2 separate regions of the Homo sapiens genome follow, and region 2 is linked to region 1. Evidence: read pairs that join two places in POLR2A ChIA-PET (ENCODE). Cell type or tissue: A673. All regions are shown on one strand. Links, peaks and the distances in the headings refer to the core of each region. The heading gives the core; the rest is flanking DNA. Region 1 overlaps RAB3B (RAB3B, member RAS oncogene family). Region 2 holds the start of MIR761 (microRNA 761).

Evidence for each region. Peaks named below come from ENCODE experiments on the same cell type or tissue, not always from the same donor. Only the 100,000 strongest peaks of a DNase experiment are listed, where the experiment ranks them.
Region 2: POLR2A ChIA-PET joins it to region 1 with 10 read pairs; 2 of 35 experiments call an interaction of 5 or more read pairs at or near these places.

Annotation. Positions count from the first base shown.
Region 1 is chr1:51,963,379-51,979,401 of GRCh38, forward strand. It overlaps RAB3B (RAB3B, member RAS oncogene family), which reads right to left. Exons shown (of 5, transcript NM_002867.4): 2 at 13,512-13,739. The coding sequence starts at 13,739. It also overlaps the pseudogene RNA5SP48. Among named protein-coding and RNA genes, the nearest start is that of RAB3B, 19 kb to the right of the region's middle. In A673, for the core only: no CTCF peak of the experiment used is centred there; a DNase peak (open chromatin) is centred at 3,303; H3K27ac peaks cover 654 bases.
Region 2 is chr1:51,834,182-51,842,181 of GRCh38, forward strand. NRDC (nardilysin convertase) reads right to left here. Exons shown (of 31, transcript NM_001101662.2): 2 at 6,045-6,333; 3 at 1,950-2,031. It overlaps MIR761 (microRNA 761), which reads right to left and starts at 2,221; the gene lies at 2,163-2,221. In A673, for the core only: no CTCF peak of the experiment used is centred there; DNase peaks (open chromatin) are centred at 2,130 and 7,120; H3K4me3 peaks cover 6,346 bases; H3K27ac peaks cover 7,382 bases.

The DNA of each region.
Region 1 (16,023 bases), core at 3,244-11,243:
CCCCTGACTCCCCAGGCCCTCTTGCTTTGTTATACTCAGCAAAACCACACTTTACTTAAAGTCAACTCTTTGCCTATTCTATGCCTTTATCCTCAGAGCAAAACATGGCTGGAGAAAAACACACAACCATGCTTCAAATTCATGAGCTGATGAATTTAAATTTATGATCACTAATTTCAAATGAAGTCTTAATGCTAATCAGCAATCAAATTACATTTCCACAGTCTATTCACTCTCCCACCTTCCTAAATGACATTCTCCTCTCTCTTCGACTCTCCAAACTTCCTCCCTCATCTTCACTCTCCACTGATGACCTTGCTTCATCAGAAAATTGTACTTAAGAGAACTCGAACCAGCACATGGAACCCCAAGCTGCACCTGTGCCCAAACCCTCTGCTTTCTCCCCTGGGAATGTAGGTGCACAGTCTGTGCTCCTACCAAGGACTCACCCTCTGCATGTAATCCTATCCCCTCTCCCCAGTTCAAGGATATTGTCCCAGCAGTTCTCCTTTGTTTCCAAATCATCAGCTTTGTATTTTTGTTTCTTTGTTGGCTTGCTTTGTTGATCTCTATTCAATTGTTCTACCACCATACGAACGTGCTGCTACTTCTCAAATCTTAAAAAAACAAAAACCTCTTCTGATTCACTTCCCCATTCACCTTCAGCTACCACCCCAATTGTCTCCTTTTCTTTAGAGCAAACATCCTTCAAAGTGCTGTGTCATACTTGGTGTCTCCAATTTCTCTTCTGCCATTTTTACCAGGCTTTCACCCCTCCTACTCCACCAAAACAACTTGTATCAAGGTTATCAATGTACTCTATGTTGCTAAATACAGCAGTCAATCCTCAGTTCCCATATTCATAACCTAGCAGCCATATTTGACACAGTTGATCTCTCCTTCCTCTGAAAAACTATCTTCACTTGGCTGCCAGGACACCACACATTCTCATTTCAGTTGCTCTTTTTCAGTCTCCTTTCCCGATTCTCCCTCATCTTCCCAACACCTTGGTGTTGGAATGTCTCCGGGCTCAGTCTGTGAACCTTTTCTTCTTCCTGCCTTCACTCTTTCCCTTGTTAATCTTATTTGGTCTCATCATTTAAAATACTACTTGCTAACATATACATGCAGACTCATTTATCCAACTGCTTATTCCATATCTCTACTTGGTTATCTAACGGGTATCTCCAACTTAGCATAACCAAACTGAATCCCCAACTCTCTCTCTCTAAACCCTGTTCTTCCTGCAGTCTTCCCCATCTCAGTTAGAGGAATCTCCAAACTTCTAGTCGCTCAGCCCAAACCCTCAGCAACATCCTTGACTTCTCTCCTTCTTTCTCTCTCCACATCTAATTCAATATTCAGTATTTTCAACATACATGCAAAATCTGACTACTCTCACTACTACCGCTACTACCTCCCTAGTTCAAGCCACCATCATTCCCAGCCTCAATTGTTACAAATCCTAACTGGTTCTCCCTGCTTCTGCACTTTGCTCTTCATAATTTATTCTTGAAACAGGCATAACTCTGCCTCAGAGAAATCCTGTTAAGTGTTAAGATGTAAGTCACCTGGCCAGGCGCAGTAGCTCACGCCTGTAATCCCAACACTTTGGGAGGCCAAGGCTGGTGGATTACTTAAGACCAGGAGTTCAAGACCAGCCTGGCCAACATGGTCTCTACTAAAAATACAAAAATTAGCATGGTGGCACACACTTGTAATCCCAGCCACTCAGGTGGCTGAGGAACGAGAATTACTTGAACCTGGGAGGCAGAGGTTGCAGTGAGCCGAGATTGCGCCACTGCACTTCCAACCTGGGTGACAGAGTGAAATTCTGTCTCAAAAAAAAAAAAAGAAACGAAAAAAAGAAAGAAAGAAAGATGTAAGTCACTAAAATGTTAAAATGTTCTGGAATTAGTGATGATAGTTGCATAAGTCTGTAAATATACTAAAAATCACTGAACTATACTGTTTAAAAGGGTGAATTTTGGCTGGCCCGGTGGCTTACGCCTGTAATCCAAGCACTTTAGGAGGCTGAGGTGGGTGGATCACGAGGTCAGGAGTTCGAGACCAGCCTGGCCAACATGGCAAAACCCCGTCTCTACTAAAAGTACAAAAATTAGCCGGGTGCGGTGGGGGGCACGTGTAATCCCAGCTACTCGGGAGGCTGAGGCAGGAGAATCGCTTGAACCCGGGAAGCGGAGGTTGCAGTGAGCCGAGAATGTACCACTGCACTCCAGCCTGGGCAACAGAGCAAGGCTCCATCTCAAAAAAAAAAAAAAGGTGAATTTTATGGTATATAAGGTATATGTCAATTGAAAAAATATTATTAAATGCAATACGGTATCTTGGATTGGATCCTGCAATGGTAATAGAATATTTGTGGAAAAAAAACTAGTGAAATTCAAATAAAGACGGTAGTTTAATCGTATTGTACCAATGTCAATTTCTTAGTTTTGACAAATGTATCATGGTTATATAAAATGTTAACATTAGGGCAACTGGGCAAAGGACACATGGGAACTCTACACTATCACTGCAACTTTTCTATAAACCTAAAATTACCCAAAGATTTAAAAATTTATTAAAACAATGTAAGACAGAGCATGTCATTCCACTGCTCAATGTCTGCAATGCATTTCAATGTGTGCGTGCCTGGTGTATATCCCCCTTCTCCTCTGCTTCACTGAGTGCCCCTAAGAGGCAGGGATGTTGTCTCACCAATCGCTGCAGAGCCTAGCACAGCTAGGCACACAAAGGGTCCTTGAAAGCAATTATGCTCTTGCAAATGTCATTTCTTCCACCTGTAAAGCTCTTACTCTACATTAACCTGAAAAAAATCAGACTCATTTGTCAAGACCCTGCTCAAATGTCCCCTCCTTTGTGAGACCTGCAATGATTTTCCCAGGTGGAGGTAGCTGTTCTTACAACACTTTCTTCATCCCTTTATTACATCGCTTTTATCACATTGTAGCTGTTTCTTTGCCCTCTCATGACAGTGCCTCGCATATAATATGTACATGACACATGTTTATTGAATGGATTAATGAATACACAAATGGCTTGTAGATTATTTCTTTTTCTCCCATGCCAGTTTGGATGGAAGGAAAGGGGGTTGTGGCCCTAAATAGTGTGTCTTGGAGACCCCTTCAATAGTCAATCAGGATGGCTTGTTAATTCATTTGAAAATTACAGAGGCCAACTAAGCCTGATTTGACTCCCCATGGTCTTTGTTGTGATTTTTAAAATCAGATTAAACTTACTTCCTCAGCAGCTGGTTCCTACAGGCTTTGGGGAGATAAAAGTGTCAGCATGTTTCTGCAGCCACACCAGGAAACTTGCTGCCTAGAAAAATCAATTCTGATTATCATAAGAGCTGAGCACAGGATGGTGTACTCAGGAACTGTCTTCACATTCCTGGAGCCACAGAGACTTGTCAGAGCCCCAGTTTCCCTGTTCAGCCTCCAGACTCTTCTGTGCTGCCCGCTGATCTCTCCACAGGTCTCCAGCTTACACTCAAGACGAGATTGCACCTTCCTGAAGGTGGCAGGAAGAGCACTGGAATGGGTCAAGGGACATCACCATGAGCCCTCAGTAAAGTCCCTATCTCACTCTGAGCCTCAGCCTCCTCCTGTCTAAAATGAAAGACTGAGGCTGGGCACAGTGGCTCACGCCCGTAATCCCAGCACTTTGGGAGGCCGAGGCAGGAGGATCAACTGAGGTCAGGAGTTTGAAACCAGCCTGGCCAACGTGGTGAAAACCTGTCTCTACTAAAAATAGAAAAATCAGCCAGGCATGGTGGTACATGCCTGTAATCCCAGCTATTCGGGAGGCTGAGGCAGGAGAATCGCTTGAACCCAGGAAGTGGAGGTTGCAGTGAGCCAAGATTATGCCATGGCACTCCAGCCTGGGCAACAAAAGCAAAACTCCACCTCAAAAAATAAATTAATTAATTAAATTAAATAAAATGAGAGACTGAGATGTGATGTGCTCTAAATTCACAGGCTTGTTGACACCTAACAAGGTAACAGGAAATCTTAATCAGCAGTGTGAACTTAAAACATGGACATTACCTGCTTCAGAGTCTTAAAGGATGAGGGAATTTATATCAGGTATTTTCCTTTTTCTTTTCTTTTCTTTTTCTTTTTTTTTTTTTTTTTTGAGATAGGATCTTGCTCTGTCACCCAGGCTGGAGTGCAGTGGTGTGGTTATAGCTCAAGGCAGCCTTGACCTCCCAGGCTCAAGTGATCCTCTGGCCTCAGCCTCATGAGTAGCTGGGACTACAGGCACATGCCACCACACACACAGCTTATTTTTAAATTTTTTGTAGAGACAAGGTCTCAGTATGTTGCTGGTCTCACTCCTGAGCTCAAGTGATCCTCCTGCCTTGGCCTCCCAAAGTGCTAGGATTATAGGCATGAGCCACCACGCCCAACCAGGTCTTTTATATGTTACTAACAGATGCTGTAGTAGTCAGAATAATAGTCTCCCAAATATATAATCCCTAAAATCTGTGAATATGTTACCTTACATGGCAAAAGGGATTTTTGCAAATGGGATTAAATTAAGGATCTTGAAAATGCAGGATTGACCTGGAATGCCTAGGTGGGCCCATTATAATCACAAGTGTTTTTATAAGAGACAAGGAGGAGGTTCAGAGAGGTTGGAAGATGTTCCACTGCAGCTTTGAAGATGGATGGAAGAAGGGGCCCCAAGCAAAGGGATGTAGGCAGCCTCTGGAAGCTGGAAAAGGCAAATTAAAGATGCCCCCCAGATGAGGCCCTCCAGAGAGAACACAGACTGAAACCAGCCAACAAATTGATTTTAACCCAGTGAGACCCACCTTAGACTTCCGACCTCCAGAACTGTGAGATAGTAAGTTTGTGTTGTCTTAAGCCACTAAGTTTGTAGTAATTTTAGTGCAGCAACAGGAAACTAATAGAGAAGCCTATTAGACAGCTACCCAATCTCATATAATAATCCATGACTGTACATTCTTAAATTCTAGGGAAAAGTCTCTTGATATCCTATTCTTCTTCCCCTAATCAGAACAAGAGAGCTATGGTATTCATTTATTGGGCTCATAATTTCAGTCTCATTAATTCCTGGAGAGCAGGGAATGTCACATTTATATTAATATCTCTATCCCCAGAATCTGGCACAGTAAATATTTGTTAAATGGCTGCTGAAGAGCCACAATCCTCCTTCTTCCAAGTTTCTGGTATGATTACCTTTCCCACATTCCTACACTCCCTTACATTTCAGCTATTCTTATATTACTGGCCCTAAGATACAGATCCTTGACATTCCCAGATTTAATACTCACTAGCTTTAATATTTATAAATGACTCCAAAGCCATGTTGTGACCTAACATTTCATGGAGGCTGCTGTGTGGACATAAGGCAGATGACTGATAAGCGAACCTTGCTGACTGCCCAGCACCCCATCTCACCTTGACCTTGTTCTCAGTTCCTGTTTATATGAGGAGTTACTCACATCACTGTGGAATTCAGATTCCCAGGAAATCTCTTAAGACTCCTCTTGTTTGTCCCATTGTTTGTCATTCTGTCTAACCCTCCTTTGGAACCCATGGTCACTCTTATCTATGTCTTTAATTATAGTAAGAGCTATTGGGCAGGAGCAGTGGCTCACACCTGTAATCCCAGCACTTTTGAAAGGCCTAGGCAGGCAGATCACTTGAGCTCAGGAGTTTGAGACCAGCCTGGGGAACATGACAAAACCCTGTCTCTACAAAAAATACAAAACTTAGCCAGGCATGGTGTGGCACACACCTATAGTCCCAGCTACTGGTGAGGCTAAGGTGGGAGGATTGCTTAAGCCCAGGAGGTCGAGGCTGCAGTAAACCATGAGCATACCACTGCACTCCAGCCTCGGACACCCTGTCTCAACATTAAATACATGAATAAAATGATAATTTAAAAAAGAGCTGTTGGAGGAGGGACCCTCCTTTCTCTGTCTATGAGGAAGGCTGTCCATGGAGACAGAGGCTTCTCCTACAGACCTGAGTGGAATGCTTTAGGCCTTAAATATTAGTAAATCTGGGCCACATGGACTTTGACTTTGAGTGAATGGTGTACGGGCTAATTATAGCCAGCGGCCCACGTTGGCCTATGACTGGGTTTGTGTGTCTTTCTGACTCCAGAGTAAAGTATGAGCAAGCTGCACTTGCCGGAAGACTTTAGCCATGGCTTCATCCTCGCTTTAATGAGTAATAAGGCTTTTTTTTTTCCATTACGCCCCATCTCTCTGACTCCTGCATCTATTTCTCAATGGGTTTAGGTGGGGAAGAAAAGGAATGCTATTTATCAATCTCCCTAGAACCTTAATAAAAACTACGATTTGTTGAGTGTTTACTCTGTGCCATGCACTATGTTAGTGCTTTATGCACATTATCTATGTATGTCTTTAGTTACACTAAGAGCTTTTAAATCATCACCAACACAGCAATAGATCCAACTAGAGGCCACTTACTGCTGGGTGCTGGTTGCACTCAGTCTCTACAAGAAATACAAAATTTATTCAGGCATGGCATAGCCAGGCACACCTGTAGTTCCAGCTACTAGGGAGGCTGAGGTGGGAGGATCACCTGAAGCCAGGAGGCAGAGGTTCCAGTGACCTGAGATCGCACCACTGTACTCCAGCCTGGGAAACAGAGTTAGACCCTATCTCAAAAAAAAAAAACCCAAAAAACAAAAAACAAACAAACAAACAAACAAAAAAACAAAAACTAGAATCCAGGACCCAGAGTCCTAGGTGAGCTCAATCCTCTGGATTGTTCTCTTGATCAGCACCAGACAGCCTCTGCAATGGGCCCCACATAGAGGTGGTGGAAGCCCCCTCCACTCTTCTATTCCCACAAGGTCTCCAGGGGTTGCTTGGCAACCAGCACCCAGCAATAAGTGGCCTCTAGTTGGATCCGTTGCTGTGGAGTTACCAAGTCTCCTCTCACACCTGTGCATGCTCTCGCTCCCTAATAATGAGGCTTCTCTCCTATCCCTACCTCCCCAGTAAGACTTTCTTCTCTGATCCACAATCATTAACTTCTCAGGAAACAAAGGGAGCTCTCAGGGACCTTTGTGGTGAGGGGCTCCAGGCAATAAGGCACTCCCAAGACCCTCATCCCCCAGAGATGACAGAAATTCCTATTGTGGGTGGCCCTGCTCAGCAATGCTCATAACCTCCTCTTCTTGTGTCTGGAATCCCCTAAGAGAGATCAAATAGGCTGGAGGAATTTAACTGAACACTTCATACTGTGCTAGTGAGTCACTAAATGCTGTTCCTACACTGGAACCACAGATGGAAAACTTCAGAAAGCAACCCAGTGGCTGGGCACGGTGGCTCACACCTATAATCCCAGCACTTTGGGAGGCCGAGGCGGGCAGATCATGAGGTCAGGAGAACAAGACCACCCTGGCTAACACGGTGAAACCCCGTCTCTACTAAAAATACAAAAAAAAAAAATTAGCTGGGCTTGGTGGCTGGGACCTGTAGCCCCAGCTACTCGGGAGACTGAGGCAGGAGAATGGCGTGAACCCAGGAGGCAGAACTTCCAGTCAGCTGAGATCGTGCCACTGCACTCCAGCCTGGGTGACAGAGCGAGACTCCGTCTCAAAAAAAAAAAAAAAAAAAAAAAGAAAGAAAGCAACCCAGTGACCCCTTCCATGTGGACCCAAAGGTAGAGAAAGGAAGGAACCCAATATTTATTGCATTCCCCAGACACAGTATTATGTTATCACATTTAGGCCCCCTCACCACCAGCAAACCTATGAGGCTTTAATAGTTGAAGACATTAACTAGTCATAAAAATGAAGTGATTTATCAAAGCTCACAAAACCAAAAAAAAAAAAATCACAAAACTTTTGTGTACAGAAGTGATATGTATAAACACACATAAATGTTCCCCCTTTCCCTTTACAATGAAAGCAGTCTCCCCCTATCCTTGGGGGATAAGTTCCAAGACCCTCAGTGGATGCCTGAAACCTCAAATAGTACCTAATCCTATACAGTATACACTATGCTTTTTCTTTTTTCTTTTCTTTTTTTTTTTTTTGAGATGGAGTCTCGCTCTGTCGCCTAGGCTGGAGTGCAATGGCGCAATCTTGGCTCACTGAAACCTCTGCCTCCCAGGTTCAAGCAATTCTACTGCATCACCCTCCTGAGTATCTGGGATTACAGGAGCCTGCCACCACGCCCAGCTAATTTTTTGTATTTTTAGTAAAGGTGGGGTTTCACTATGTTGGCCAGGCTAGTCTCGAACTCCTGACCTCATGATCCTCCCACCTCAGCCTCCCAAAGTGCCGGATTACAGGCGTGGGCCACTGCACCCAGACCACACTATGTTTTTTCAATTTCATAACCACGATGGCTACTGAGTGGCTAATGGGCAGATAGCAAATACAGCACGGATATGCTGGATAAAGGGATCATTCACGCCCTGGGCAGGACAGAGCAAGACAGTGCAATATTTCATCATGCTACTCAAAACAGTGTGCAATTTAGGCCAGGCACGGTGGGTCACGCCTGTAATCCCAGAGCTTCGGGAGGCCGAGGTAGGTGGATCACTTGAGGTCAGAAGTTCAAGACAAGCCTGGCCAACATGGTGAAACCCCATCTCTACTAAAAATACAAAAATTAGCCAGGCGTGGTGGTGTACGCCTGTAATCTCAGCTGCTCCAGAAGCAGAAGAATTGCTTGAACCCGGGAGGTGGAGGTTGCAGTGAGCTGAGCTCATGCCATTGCACTCCAGCCTGGGCAACCGAGCGAGACTCTATCTCAAAGAAAAAAAAGCAGTGTGCAATTTAAAATTTATTAGCTTATTTCTAGAATTTTCTGTTTAGTATGTTCAGATCTAGAGGGCCCCAGGTAACTGAAATCTTGGAAAGTGAAACCAAGGATAAGAGGGGACAGCAATTGATCATCAAATTCTGTAAATTCTAGTTCCAAATCTCTCTCTTCATTTCCATCCCTTATGTCATTTTGTCACTCTTAGCGTTATGGACTGAATGTCTATGTCCTCCCAAAATGTGTATGTTGAAGCCCTAGATAGTACCTAATCCTATACAGTATACACTATGCTTTTTTCTTTTTTCTTTTTTTTTTTTTTTTTGAGTTGGAGTGTTGCTCATCCCTCAGTGTGCTTGTATTTGGAGATGAGGCCTCAAAGGAAGTAATCGAAGTTAAATGATGTCATAAGAGTGAGTTCCTGATCCAACAGAATTCATATCATTATAAGAAGAGACACCAAAGAGTTTGCACTATCTCTCCCCCATGCCCATGCACCAAGGAAAGGCCACAAGAACACAGAGTGGGAAGGCAGCCCGAGGGGAGAGCTCTCATCAGACATCAACCCTACTGGCACCTTGATCTTAGACTTCCAGTCTCCAGACTGTGAGAAAATTAATTTCAATTGTATTTTGTTATGGCAGCCAGAGCAGAATAATACACTTAGTTCAGCCCCATATAATTTACCCAAGTCCTTGCTTGCTTGCTTGCTTCCTTTCTTTTATAGCTGGTCACTACTATATTTGTTTATTAATTTTTAGATAGCCTTTATGAGGTATAATTGATACACAAAAAAATTCACTTATTTAATGTATACAATTTGATGAGTTTGGATCCAAAACCCTGGTTTCTTTGCCTCATTTCCATCCACCCTTCAAACTGAAGCCAGGAATTTTTCTAAAATGCAAATCTAACTTGTTTAAACCCTTCTATGGCTCCCCAGTGCCTATGGTGGTGGTCTCCAACTTACATCCCTTTAAGTAAGAAAAATGTAGGTACAGCACACACAGTATATGTGTATTCTTTAGATTATATATCTATATGTCTACTTCTATACACAAGATATTAAAATATATAAAATTAAAATAAACAATATTTAAATGTTTAAAATCTAATGTATTCATGAATAGTCCAGAAAACTTTATTTTTGCTGCATAAAAGCACATACACACACATAAAAACCCTTTGCTAATTTTCCTTCAGCAAAAGCAATGAGATTGACCATGTCATCTATGGCTATACCACCCTGAACGCGCCCGATCTCATCTGATCTCGGAAGCTAAGAGGGGTTGGGCCTGGTTAGTACTTGGATGGGAGATTGACTATGTCGTATCTAATTAGATTATCATTGATTTTACCTCGAAACGTGGCTGACAATGAACTTGTGTTGGGAGTTGGAAAAACACCAGTTCAGCCATTTTCTTTATGCTCACTTGGATTCACTATAATCTTCTAGCATAGTCTTCAATCAGAGGTTTCTTTATAGGACTCTTTAAAAGCCACATATCCATTATGAGGTTTCATTTAGTTAAAACTAGACCATGTAATCAATAAATCCACTTACCCAGGCACAAGAAAACCACAAAAGCTCACAATTGGCTGAACATAAACAAAGAAGTGAGTCAGTCCACTGTCAACCCCTCAGAAGGGCACAATGCCTCCTCCTATCTCAAGATTTTTTGAGTGTAGGCTATCTGACCATCTGATATGGGGGTCAAACAAAGACACTTCTGTCAATCCACATAGTAAATATCAGTAAAAAATATCTTATGTTCAAAGATTAAAAGTAAGCTCTAATAATTTCTTCAGTTCCCTAAGGAATCATCAAGCATGAATCCTCTGACCGATGACAAGAACTTTCTGTTTGCTGTGGAAGATCTCTTTGACCCCCAATCTGCCACCTATAGCCTCTCCAGCAAATTTCTCTCAGCACCCACTCTCTGCTCTTTCACAACCTTGATCCAGTTTTACTGTATTGCTCACCATGCCCCAAATATTCTGTGCTCTCACATCCCCCTGTGCATGGAACTGTAAGGATGATATCAAATAACACAAGTGAAAGCACCTGGCACCTAATAGGTGCTTTTAGTAAATGCATGTTGACTTTCACCTCAAGCTAGTTAAACTAAGTGGTTCTACAATGTTAGCCAGCCACAAAACCACCTGGAAAATTTGTTATAGCACAGATGGTTGTCACTCACCCACCAGAGTTTCTGACTCAATAGTTCTGAGGTGGGCCTGAAAATTTGCATTTCTAACAAATTCCAAGGTGATGCTGATGCCATGGGTCTGGGAATCAGTGAACTAGACGACCCGTATAGCTTCTTCTATTTCTAATGATCTCTGACTCCTCAATGCCTTTAATAGAGAGCAAATGAACAAAATGAACTTTTATCCCTATATAATATTTGACATTATCATGAAGGGAAATATGAACTCTATAATACCTCAGATGCACAGTGTAGAGAAAAGAGCACATACTTTTGAATCAGAAGATCTTGTTGAAATCCCACTTTATAGCAGTGTTGTTGACCTAAGGCAAGTTAACTAATCTCTGAGTTTCTTATCCTGCAAAACAGGAGTGTATTAAAGTAGTACCTACTTCATAGTGTTAATTGTGAGATAGTATATGGGAAATAATTTGTAAAAAGAAAAGTACTACATACAGACTGCCCCAATAAGATATATGCATAATGTATTAATGTACATTTAACACGCAGAATAGAAAGATAATAAATAACATACGTTTTGGCTGGGCGTGGTGGCTCACGCCTGTAATCCCAGCACTTTGGGAAACCAACACGGGTGGATCACCTGAGGTCAGGAGTTCAAGATCAGCCTGGTGAACATGGTGAAAACCCATCTTTACTAAAAATACAAAAATTAGCCAGGCGTGGTGGCACACGCCTATAATTGAAGCTACTTGGGGGGCTGAAGCAACAGAATCGATTGAACCCAAGAGGTGGAAATTGCAGTGAGCCAAGATAGTGCCACTGCACTCCAGCTCAGGTGACAGAGTGAGACTCTGTCTCGAAAAAAATAAAATAAAATAATAATAATACATGTTTTAAATACTTTAAATCACAAATTTTCAAAATTTCCAATCCAGGTACTAATTCATTTTTGAAAACTATATGATCTACATGTTGCTATATCATCTAAAATATGTGCATAATTTATTAGTACTATTGGCAGATACTAATAATAATAGTAGCTGTGGCAGCCAGCTTCCAAGATGGTCCCCAGTGATACTTTCCTCCCAATATCCACACTTTTGTGTAGTTTCCTCCCATGCTGAATCAGTGACCAACAGAACGCTGTAAGGCTAAGGCTAACTCATAAGAGACATTGCCACTTCCTCTGGCCTTTTACATCTCTCACTCTGGGAAAAGCCAGCTGCTATGCAAATAAAGACACTTCAGCAGCTCTGTGAAGACACTCTAAGAGGCCAAATGGGAACGAAGTAAGGCCTTCTGCCAACAGCTAGCACCAGACATGTGAGTGTGCAGTCTTAAGATCCTCCAGCCCCAGGCTAAGCGCGGTGGCTCACACCTGTAATCCCAGCACTTTGGGAGGCCGAGGTGGGCGGATCACAAGGTCAGGAGTTCGAGACCAGCCTGGCCAACATGGTGAAACACCATCTCTACTAAAAATACAAAAATTAACTGGGCATGGTGGCGGGCACCTGTAGTCCCAGCTACTCGGGAGGCTGAGGCAGGAGAATCGCTTGAACCCGGGAGGCGGAAGTTGCAGTGAGCTGAGATCATGTCACTGCACTCCAACCTGGGCAACAGGACAAGACTCCGTCTTAAAAAAAAAAAAAAGATCCTCCAGCTCCAGTGTATGTTTCAGATGACTGCAAGCCAAGCCAACATCTGGCTACACCTCATGAGAGGCCCCAACCACTCCCAAATGTTTGATCCACAGAAACTATGAGATAATGAATTATTATTGTTGTTTGACACTACCAATTTATTTATTTATTTATTTATTTATTTATTTGAGATGGAGTCTCGCTCCGTTGCACAGGCTGGAGTGCAGTGGCATGATCATGGCTCACTGCAGCCTCGACCTCCTGGGCTCAAGCAATCCTTCCACCTCAGCCTCCCAAGTAATGGGGACTACAGGAGCCCACCACCATGCCCAGCTAATTTGTTTTATTTTTTTGAGAGATGAGGTCTCACAATGTTGCCCAGTCTGGCACTATGAACTTATGAAGTGATTTGTTATACGACAGTAGATAACTGATACCTTAGCTAACATTTAGTGTGCATTTACTATGTTCCAGGAACTAAGCCAAGGACCTAAGGACCCAACAGCCTTATGATGTAGATGCTATTACAATCCCCAAAGGAGAAAGGGTGCCCCAGAGAAGTTAAGCAATTCAGTCAAGTTCCATGACTAGTAAGTGGTAGAAGCAGAATTTGAACCCAAGTCTCTAACTCCAAGCCCCAGTTTCTTGGTCACTCATTTAGACAAGCCAACATAAAACCTCCTGGATAGTTAAACAGCAGAAGCAACTGAACCCCTGGAGGAGAGCAAACTTGTATAAAACTAGCAGAGGGTAGCCCAGGGGCCACACCTGAAACAGCATTAATGCCTGATGCTGTAAGGCCCAGAAGTTCCAAGCTGGCCCCACCTCTAAGCCCTTGTACTGGCAGGCCAGCCGCTTCTCAGGAAAATCCTGCCCAAGATTCCCGGGACTCACCCAGATCTGCAGTTTCACCCGCTTCTCGTGACGGTAGACTGTCTTCACCTTGAAGTCGATGCCCACGGTGCTAACGAAGGCTGGGGTGAACGTGTCATCAGCATAGCGGAAGAGGAAGGAGGTCTTGCCAACACTGCTGTTGCCAATGATAAGCAGTTTAAACATGTAGTCAAAATTCTGGTCAGAGGCATCTTTGACTCCAGTTTTACCATCTGTCACTGAAGCCATCTGCAAGAGAGACCTAGAGTCACTCAGGAACAGACCTTCGGTGTCACCCTGAGTCACCATCCTTCTAATGGTCACCCCACCATTCACACACTCACTCCTTACTCCAGCACCACTGAGGAAATGCACACTACTCAGAATCACCCCATCACTACACCTGCCCCAAATGTTGTCTCAGCACTGAGGTGGAACCCAGCTCCTCCCATTCATTCCTTCAGCAAATATTTACTGAGCACATTGATCTGGGGCAAGCCCTGTGCTGGGCATGGGGCTTACAAACATGAGTCAGACATGGTGCCTGACCTCTAGGTGGACAAAAACTAGAATAAAAGGTGGGTCAACACAGAGTAACAAAGCAGTAGATAAGTGATAAGACAGAGGAGTCCTGGCTGAGGAAGTCCATGAGAAGCATCTCATTCAGCCTGGAGGCCCGGTGATCAAGGAGAGGCTCCTGGAGGAAGCAGCTCCTGAGCTATTTTGGGGAAAGAAAAAAAAAGCCAAGAACAGCAAACACATGCACATCCAAGGAAAGACTCAGTAAAGGGCTATCATTCTCTTGCTTCAAAAACTATTATGACTCAGGAGGCTGAGGTGGGAGGATCACTTGAGCCCAGGAGTTCGACGCTGCAGGGAGCCATGATCATGCCACTGAATGCCAGCCTGGGTAGCAGAGCAAGACCTCATCTCTAAAAAATAAAATAAATAAAACATAGAAACTTTCATGGCTTTCCACAGCTCTAAAGATCAAGTCCAAACTGTTCAATTTGACAAATAACCAACTAACCAAAGAGGCAATTCTCTAAACTTTATCTTCCCATACCCCTTCTCTTCACCAACCTGTGCTTCCCTTAGATCTAATTACACACTTTATGCCAAATAAGCCACATTATTCCTTGCCTTTGTCCCTTACATGTATTCCTTCTGCCTAGAATTCTCTTTTCCTCCTAAAAGACTCCTACCCATCCTTGGAGATCCAGATCAAGTGCCAGCTTCCCTGTGCTCCCAGAACACTGTAACAGCCCTTGTATCACTTCAGCACTGTTGGAATGAGCATCTGGGCCTTAATGGACTTCATTCCTACATGTCTGGCTTCCAGCATGAATCCTAGCACATAATAAGCACTCAGGAAATGTGTGCTGAATTCATCACAGTCACTTCATCACTCTGGGGCTCAATCTCCTCATCTGGAAAATGGGGAGAACAATTTCCACCCTGCTCTTCTCACAGGGCTATCACAGGACTCAAATGAGATAACAATGGATGAAACCATTATCAACTGGTAAATTCCACACAGATGTGAACATATGTCCTTATTATTCCAAAGCCTTCAAAGCCTAGGTCCTTTATTTGTTCACTCATTCACTCAGCAAATATTTAATACATGCCAGGCCTTTCCTGAGACCCCAGCCTTCTCAGTTCTGTCACCATCTGCTTTCCTAGAACACCCGAATCTGAACTCCATAATTCAGCACTTGGTCACATGGTCTTATTTAAGTCTTTAATTGCTTCTCCTATGTCTTGGAAGCCTCAGGTACCCTGCTTCTCCACCTGAAATCTCCCCTTCTTCTCAGCACAAGGGTACCCAGATGGCTGGATGAGTGGTCAGAGGAGGGTGGGAGGACAGCATTCAAGTGTGATGGTGTCTGGGTTTTCATTCTTTTTAGGAATTCCTGTTTTTTTCCCCAAGGGCAAAGAAAGGGCATGAGGCTGGTGGGTGTGGCTCTTTGGGCCTCTCAGATGAGCTGTAAGGATAAGGAGCTGATTAATGTAGGTTTAAAGCTCTCTTGAAGAAAAGTTAGACAAATATGTAAGATTGTTAGCAGCCTTTTAATAAAAGTTCCTTGCATATGTCACCACTGGACTCCTGTGGTCTCTGTTCTTCCTTCCCTTTGTTCCCAGCTCTCAATCCTTATCTGAGACTGTAAGTTCCATCCCTGTATCAATCTGCCCCATGACAAGACTCACTAGGCAAGTGTGGAACATGCCCAGGACACTTGGAGACTGAGGCATAGCACTTACATGGAGGAAGAAAGTGAGGTTGGAAGGGAGGGTGCCATTGGCTGCTTAAACTGTCTCACAGCCTTAACTTTTCAGCTTTTCATGGTACTAGGTGCAAAGGCTGTTGCAAGAACTTGCCATGTAAAGGCATTATGCTTTTTTTTTTTTTTTTTCTGAGATGGAGTCTTGCTCTTTTCGCCCAGGCTGGAGTGCAGTGGTGCAGCCTTGGCTCACTGCAACCTCTGCCCCCTGAGTTCAAGCGATTCTCCTGCCTTAGCCTCCCAAGTAG
Region 2 (8,000 bases), core at 1-8,000, 130 kb before region 1:
GAACACAAAGTCACACAACACAAAGATATAGAAAATATTTTTATCACACATGAACTTTCTTATATGCATAGAAAAACTGAAAGAAAATAGACCAACACATCAAATGGTTATGTCTGAATTCTTTTTTTTTTCTTTGAGACAGAGTCTCACTCTGTTGCCCAGGATGGAGCACAGTGGTGCAATCTTGGCTCACTGCAAACTCTGCCTCCTGGGTTCAAGTGATTCTTGAACCTCCTGGGTTCAAGTGTCTCAGCCTCCCAAGTAGCTGGATTACAGGCACTTGCCACCATGCCTGGCTAATTTTTTGTATTTTTAGTAGAGATGGGGTTTCACCAGGTTGCCCAGGCTGGTCTCCAACTCCTGACCTCAAGTGATCTGCCCACCTCGGCCTCCCAAAGTGCTGGGATTACAGGCGTGAGCCACCACACCTGACCCTAAATAATACTTTCTTCATTACATTTGATTTTGTAACTTTCTATTATGCTCATGTTACTTTTATACTAAAAAAAAAAAATTTCATCTTTAAAGAAAGATAAGACGAACATATAACTTATAAAGAGATCACAAATATATTTAAGTCTAAATAGATTAAAATTCACCTTTTATTAATTAGATTAAAATTCAAACAAATTCACAAACATATATGCAGATTAACTGCTACTGCTGTTACAACTTAATCTCTTCAATTAAATTTAAGGAGATTAAAATTTAAGCACAAACATATGCAGATTAATGGCTACTATAAAAATTCACAAAGTAAGAAGTATACCCTCAAATACTTTAGAAAACCAGACCATTAAAAAAAGAGTAATTTAAAATAAATATTTGTAAAATAAAAATAAATATTTGTAACTATATAACATCCACATAGAGTTTTTTTGTTTGTTTGTTTGTTTTTGAGCTGGAGTCTCGCTCCGTCACCCAGGTTGGAGTGCAATGGCGTGATCTCGGCTCACTGCAACCTCCGCCTCTTGGATTCAAGTGATTCTCCTGCCTCAGCCTCCAGAGCAGCTGGAACTCTAGGTGTGCGCCACCATGCCCGGCTAATTTTTGTGTTTTTGTAGAGATGGAGTTTCACCATGTTGGCCAGGCTGGTCTCGAACTCCTGACCTCAGGTGATCCACCTGCCTTGGCTTCCCAAAGTGCTGGGATTACAGGAGTGAGCCACCGCGCCCGGCCCCGTGTAAGTTTTATTTAGGTACATTCCAAATTAAATGAAAAGCTTCTATTGTTTTGTTTTTATATTAATCATGCCTTTTGAATTTCTAGGTTTTTTTTGTTTCTTGTTTTTTTTTTTTTTTTTTTGAGACAGTCTTGCTCTATCACCCAAGCTGGAGTACAGTGGCACAGCCTCAGCTCACTGCAACCTCTACCTCCCAGGTTCAAATGATTCTCTTGCCTCAGATTCCCAAGTAGCTGGGACTACAGGTGTATGCCACCACGCCCAACTAATTTTTGTATTTTTAGTAGAGATGGGGTTTCACCATGTTGGCCAGGCTGGTCTCGAACTCCTGACTTCAAGTGATCCACCCACCTCAGCCTCCCAGAGTGCTGGGATTACAGGCGTGAGCCACCTCACCCAGGGAATTCCTGTATTTCTGATGTTTGGCTGGGGGCCTTGCTAACCCTGGAAGGGACTGCCCTCCCCAGGACTGGTCATTTCCTAGAAAATGGCAATCATCTCCTGATCCGTTGGCCTTAACATAGCTCAACAATAGTGACATCTACAGTTTAAAAGTTTTCTGTGTGGTTTCATTCTAACTCTCAATATAAGTACACTCAGATTGTTTCCCCCACGATATTCATAAATCAAGGATTTTTTCTTAGCCTTTTCTCTTGCTAAATATATCATACTTCTGTCAAATCACTTGCTAATCTTTGATATCAATTCATATAAGTTTGGAGGGGGGAAAAAAACACACCAGGAATGATATTTTACAAATTCTTACTGTGCTCCAAAAAGTGTGCCAGCCCCGGCAGGTCATCTGGATCAGCGAAACTCCCAACTCCAACACAAAGAGCCGCTGCAGACTGGAGTAATTAGAACACATACAAATAGTTGAGTCAACCCTAAAGGAATAATATTCGCATCTTATCTTAAGGATTCATTTGGAGATGGATGTTTTCCAATAGGAGTAACAAAATTCTTTCCCTGAGAATCAGGAGGAGCAGCAAAGTGAAACTCACCAGAACTGTGTCAGTTTCACCCTGCTGCTCCTCCGCTTGCCATCCTGCCAAATGCTGAACAGGTGCAGACCTAAGGAAAAAAAGCAGAAACAGACAGAAAAAAAGGGAAGAGGGACTGGACAGCCCACCCAAATATCATTTCATGTCAGCATTTCATAATTCTGAACCAAGTTTTTTCCCTGAATTACTAGATTTTGGAAATCTGCGGAAGTAACATATCTAGATAGATATCTCTGAAGATCTCTAAGCAATTAAAAGCTTTGTGTTGAGTGACTCAGTTACTAGATGTGAAACCTGTCAACATGTAACTTAGAAAATTTTGTTAAGATAGAATAAGATAACATTTTAGGAAAACATCTAACAAAAATAGTAAGTGATAAAAAAAGATAAAATCGGTAGCTATTAAAAAGTATAACTAAATTTTAAAGAGGCTTTTTAGTTCTTCACTTCTAATTGAAGATATACAGCATATATTACTTATCAGTATATATTCTCCCAATACTTTGGGAAAATCAGAGTTTTTAACAAAATTGATGGCCAAGAGGTACACCAAACTGCACTTAAAATGATTGGGACTTTTTTTTTTTTTTTTTTTTAAGACAGGGGTCTTGCTATGAGGCCCAGGCTGGTCTCAAACTCCTGGACTCAAACAATCCTCCCACCTCAGCCTCTCAAAGTGCTGGGATTATAGGCGTGAGCCACTGCACCCGAACTATTGGGGCATAATTACAGTAAGTTAAAAGACAAAAAAAGGAGAAAAAACGGTCAATTTGAATCCTTGAAGATAGAAAGGCGAATTATTAACTTTCCCAAATTTGTTTTCTTCAAACTTTTGTAAATGTCAATTTTACAGGGCTAACATATTTGGTGAAACAGATTGTTTTAATAAACAGTTACCTCTTAAAAAAGAGCTTTTCAAAAATAGCATGTACCTGGCATAAAGTCTAGCCATGTGTCAGAAAATGAGTGTGTTTTCAGAAGAACCAAACAGCCTCACTTGATACTATAAACCCCATTTTGAAGACTTAGGCACATAAACTCAGTTAAAACATTGGGGAATATCCAGTTCTTCAAACCACAATCTAACCTGTTCTGTGATGTTTTAATAGGTGCCTAACCTGCTTTCAGCTCCAACTACCCCATAAAGATTTCTTGTCTCGACCAGCAGGGTTGAAGACATTTTTGAATAAGTTGACTTAAACCACAGTCTATCAGTCAGCTTTGACCACAGCAAAAACAGGCTCTGCAATTGCTAGAAAAGAAATTCATACTTGAGAATTTTCTACCTAAAAAATTCAGACCTGAGAAATTCATACTTGAGAACTGAATTAAGAAAGCCCTGAACAAATCTTAATTCAATGTATATCATATTCAAATTTCAACCTTGTTAATTTATCAAACTTTTAAAATCAAGAACAACTTCTTTTGGGAGGAGGAAAACGGAGAGGGATAAAAAAGATGCCTCAGAAAAGTAGTTAACTTCTTAATTAGGTAAATGTTATTCAAAAAACGATCAAATATCTTTCTTCTCAATTCCTTTATTAATTCTCACATTTACCTTAAACAAGTTTCACACATTTTTCAAATAAAACTTAGATCATAAAACCACTCTTAAGCCACCTCTTACCAAGGCTAATCTACTTTATTTCCTTTTTTCAGAGAGTTATTCAACAAATATAAACATTTACCACTTACGATCGTGGGATCTTTCCTTTCACTAGTGAACCCATTGCTTCTGAATCAAAACAATTTCTCGTCTTCAAACTACTTAGGTTCCACTGTCCCGGTAGGATAATCCATAAAATTAGCTGTCAATATCTTATAAGGATTATATCACACTGAGTTCTCAGAAAAGAAAGGTAGCATCTAAGCCATTTTAAAAACGATCACTAGACTCTGACCCTGCTGCTAGAAAAGATCAACTTAGAATTTGATCTACCTAAGCAAAATAAAAAGGGGTACCAAAAAGGCTGAACAGACATGTTCATTTGTCAAAGGTGTTCACAATTGCTGTATAAATCTAAAGTATTTTATAATGTCTTGACATTTAAAATGCCTGTCGAGACAATTTTTAACTGTTTTTAAATGCTTTGTCAGTTAATAGGAAATATAAACAAGTCAGATCATGGGAAAAGCTACTTACAGATAGATGGAAAGATATAGAAAAAAAGTATAGATAAGAAGTATTCAGTTAAGAAGTTATAACATGGTCTGGCTTAGAGCTAAAATAGGCCTCAGAATTTTATATTCTTGTTTTAAAACTGAGAAAAAAAAGAAAGAAAATGAAAACACCTAAAATCACGCAGAAAGAAAGGAACAGAGCCAGAAGTAGAACCCAGGTTTCCTGACTGTCAGTGTTCTTTTTTTTTGTGACTTTTATAATTTCTTCCTATTAATGCTCTATTTGGAATTATGAGATCTATTTTAAGTTAAAAGTGAATCTATTAATTTCCAATCTGTTCATAGAGACCTTAGCATACAGACTATCAAGTGACATATATATACCTTTTTTTCCCCCAGTGTTTTGATGTTCATCTCTACAGCCTTCCAAGTTAAAACTATTTAATACTTGGTCTATCATGCTACCCAAAAACAGGATCACTAATAATCTGAGTAGTAAACAGGAAAAAGCTTCTTAAAAATATTACTCAATCCAACAACTTAGTAAAAAACTGGTACAATCTTTCTTTTTAAAAAATAATTTTTTCCAAGAAGAATAACTATTAAATCATATCTACTACTTATACCTCAACTCTTCCCACCTTTAAGGGTGACCACTTTTTTTCTTTTTCTTTTTTTTTTTTTTTTTGAGACAAAGTCTCACTCTGTTGGCCAGGGTGGAGTGCAGTGGTGTAATCAAAGCTCACTGCAACCTTAACCTCCCTGGGCTCAGGTGATCCTCCCATCTTCAGCCTGTCAAGTAGCTGGAACCACAGGCATGTGCCACCACACCCAGCTAATTTTTTTTAATGTTTTAGAGAGACAGGGTTTCACCACATTACCTAGGCTAGTCTCAGAACTCCTGGACTCAAGTGATCTGCCCATCTCGGCCTCTTTGTATGTAGACTGTACCATGTTGAATATATTATCAATATTCAAGAAACTAGCTTTAACTAACTTTTGCTGGTCAATTCCACTGTACTGGCTCCGAAAATTATCCTCTGGGTACTCCCTACTATGAAAATGGAGGTATTCTTCAAAAGATATTAAGAAATTCTCCCTATCAAGACTTATTTATCTATCCACTGATGGTTGTTACATATTAAATAAGCTTAACTGCCCAGTTTCTATTTCAACTCTTCCAAAGTACTTATTTGTCCAGACCTTTGCGTTCCCATATAAAGTGCTAAATCAAACTCAATTATCTAATTATCTATATAGAAGCCACCCATACAATAACTCTTAGAGCCCTAGGCCCATGTAAAGATTTCACACTAGCCCCATTCTTTTCTTCTTCTTTTTCCAGTCTCACCAAGGATAACATACTCTTATTTCTCTAATCCAGGCTAAGAATTCTGCAGCTCCTCATCTACCAGTATTTGTTTTTAAAACATATAATGTATACAAATACACATAAATTCAAATACCTCTGAGTGTTGATTACCTCTGAGAGATATAGCTATGGGTGATTTTTATATTTTTGTTTTCTTTATATTCCATTAGTTTATATAATGAGCATTTACTACTTTTATAATTGGAGGAAAATGTTTTCAAAATGTAATCCTGATACAGAATAGACCTTTACTGAAGACCAAAAGATAACTATATACTTCCTTTTTGCCATTAAAAAATAAAGCTTGAGTTTAGAAGTTACCCAAAGAATTCCCAAATTAGAAGAAAACAGACATGACTCGCACCTGTTTTTCAGTAGTTTTTTTTCTAGCTTCTGCTCTCTCTTCTAATTCTTCCAATTCATTATCCTCAGTATCAAGATCATCATCATGTTCATCATCAAACTCATCTTCATCATCAAAACCCTCTTCATCGTCATCTTCTATTTCAGCTCCAGAATCTTCATCATCATCTTCTTCTTCTTCCTCCACCTCCTCTTCTTCTTCATCATCTGTTGTATTTCCTGTTTTACCTTCCATATTACTTAGGTCTGAAATCAGAAGTGCCTGCAAGCCATTCTGTAATTTGATGTATCTGGGGGGAGAAAAAAAAAATCACACATTTTGATTCAGCTGTTCTTTACACCAATACAAGTAATCAGCTTAGCAGAATTTTAAAAAAAGAATCCAAGTAAAAGTACAAACACACACACACACAACTATTTGTAAACTAATAAAATTGGTTGCTCTGGAGAGGGAACCCCAAAAGCTAATCAGTTTTTGAACAGCTGGAGGGAAATGAAGGTAAGAACACTTCATAATATACGCTGTTTGTATTTTTAAATTTTGAACTACATAAATATATTTACCTATTCAAAAAACACATTTTAGTAGCTAAAGATATGCAACTCACCACTCAGCCTCCCCTATTTCTCAGTTTGTAAGTATTTAAACATTCTATCATACCAGAAGACTTAGGCTAAGATAAATTGTATCCCTCAATATACAGAACAGTCATGTCAGCTTAATATTAAAGCAAAATCACACAAAATTAAACTGCTGATTTTCTTTTCTATAAAATGTTTGACATATCAGTCTCCAAAGCTGCCTTTATGAACTAAAAAGTGGTTATATCTCTATGAAAATGAAATCCCCCACAGACTGGTAGCCCCGCAGGAAGATTATTCTGCTTTTTTTGAGACAGAGTTTGCTTTACTGCCCAGGCTGATTTTAAACTCTTGGGCTCAAGCAGCTCACCTCAGCCTCCTGAGTGGCTGGGATTACAGGCATGTGCCACCATCTCAAGCTCCTGATTCTTATCTGCAAAACTACTGTGCCAGTTTGATGACTAGGTATCTATTACAGACCACTCCCATTTACACTAATTTTTTTTTTCCTTTTTCTTTGAGACAAGGTCTCACTCTGTTGTGTAGGCTAGAGTGCAGTGGCACGATCTCAGCTCACTGCAGCCTCGACCACCTGGGCTCAGGCAATCCTCCCACCTCAGTCTCCAGAGTAGCTGGGATCACAGGCACAGGCCACCATACCTGGCTAATTTTTGTATTTTTTTAGAGACAGGGTTTTGCCATGTTACCCAAGCTGGTCTTGAACTCCTGGGCTCAAGCAATCCACCCATCTTGGCCCCACAAAGTGCTGGGACTACAGGCATAAGCCATCGCATTCAGCCCCATTTATACTAATTTTTTCATGTATTTATTCAATAAACATTTATTTAGCACCCTTTACATATCAGATATCATGCTGCATTAAGGATAAAAAGGATAAAACAAAATTCCTCATCATCAGGCATTCACTGTCTAATAATGAGATGAGCCAGTATAATACAGAATGACAGAGATAAATACAGAATGTAAGAAACAAGCAGTCAGGGAAGGCGTCTAAGACAAGGTACACTTAAAAAGTCAAGCAAAAACTAAGAATAACATGCAAAGAAAGACAAGGAAGAGAACCTTTGGCCTAAGATGGAAGACTGAACACTGGGATTTATCTACTTTCCATATAAAATAATCACATTTGGAGCTCAGGAGTTCAAGACCAGCAGGCAACGTAGCGAAACCTCATTTCTACAAAAAATACAAAAAATTAGCCTGGCATGGTGGCATGCGCCTGTAGTCCCATCTACTTAGGAGGCTGAGGTTGGGAGGATGATTTGAGCCCAGGAGGTCCAGGCTGCAGCGAGCCCAGATCGGGCCACTTTACTCCAGTCTGGGTGAAAAATGAGACCCTGTCCCAAAAATTAAT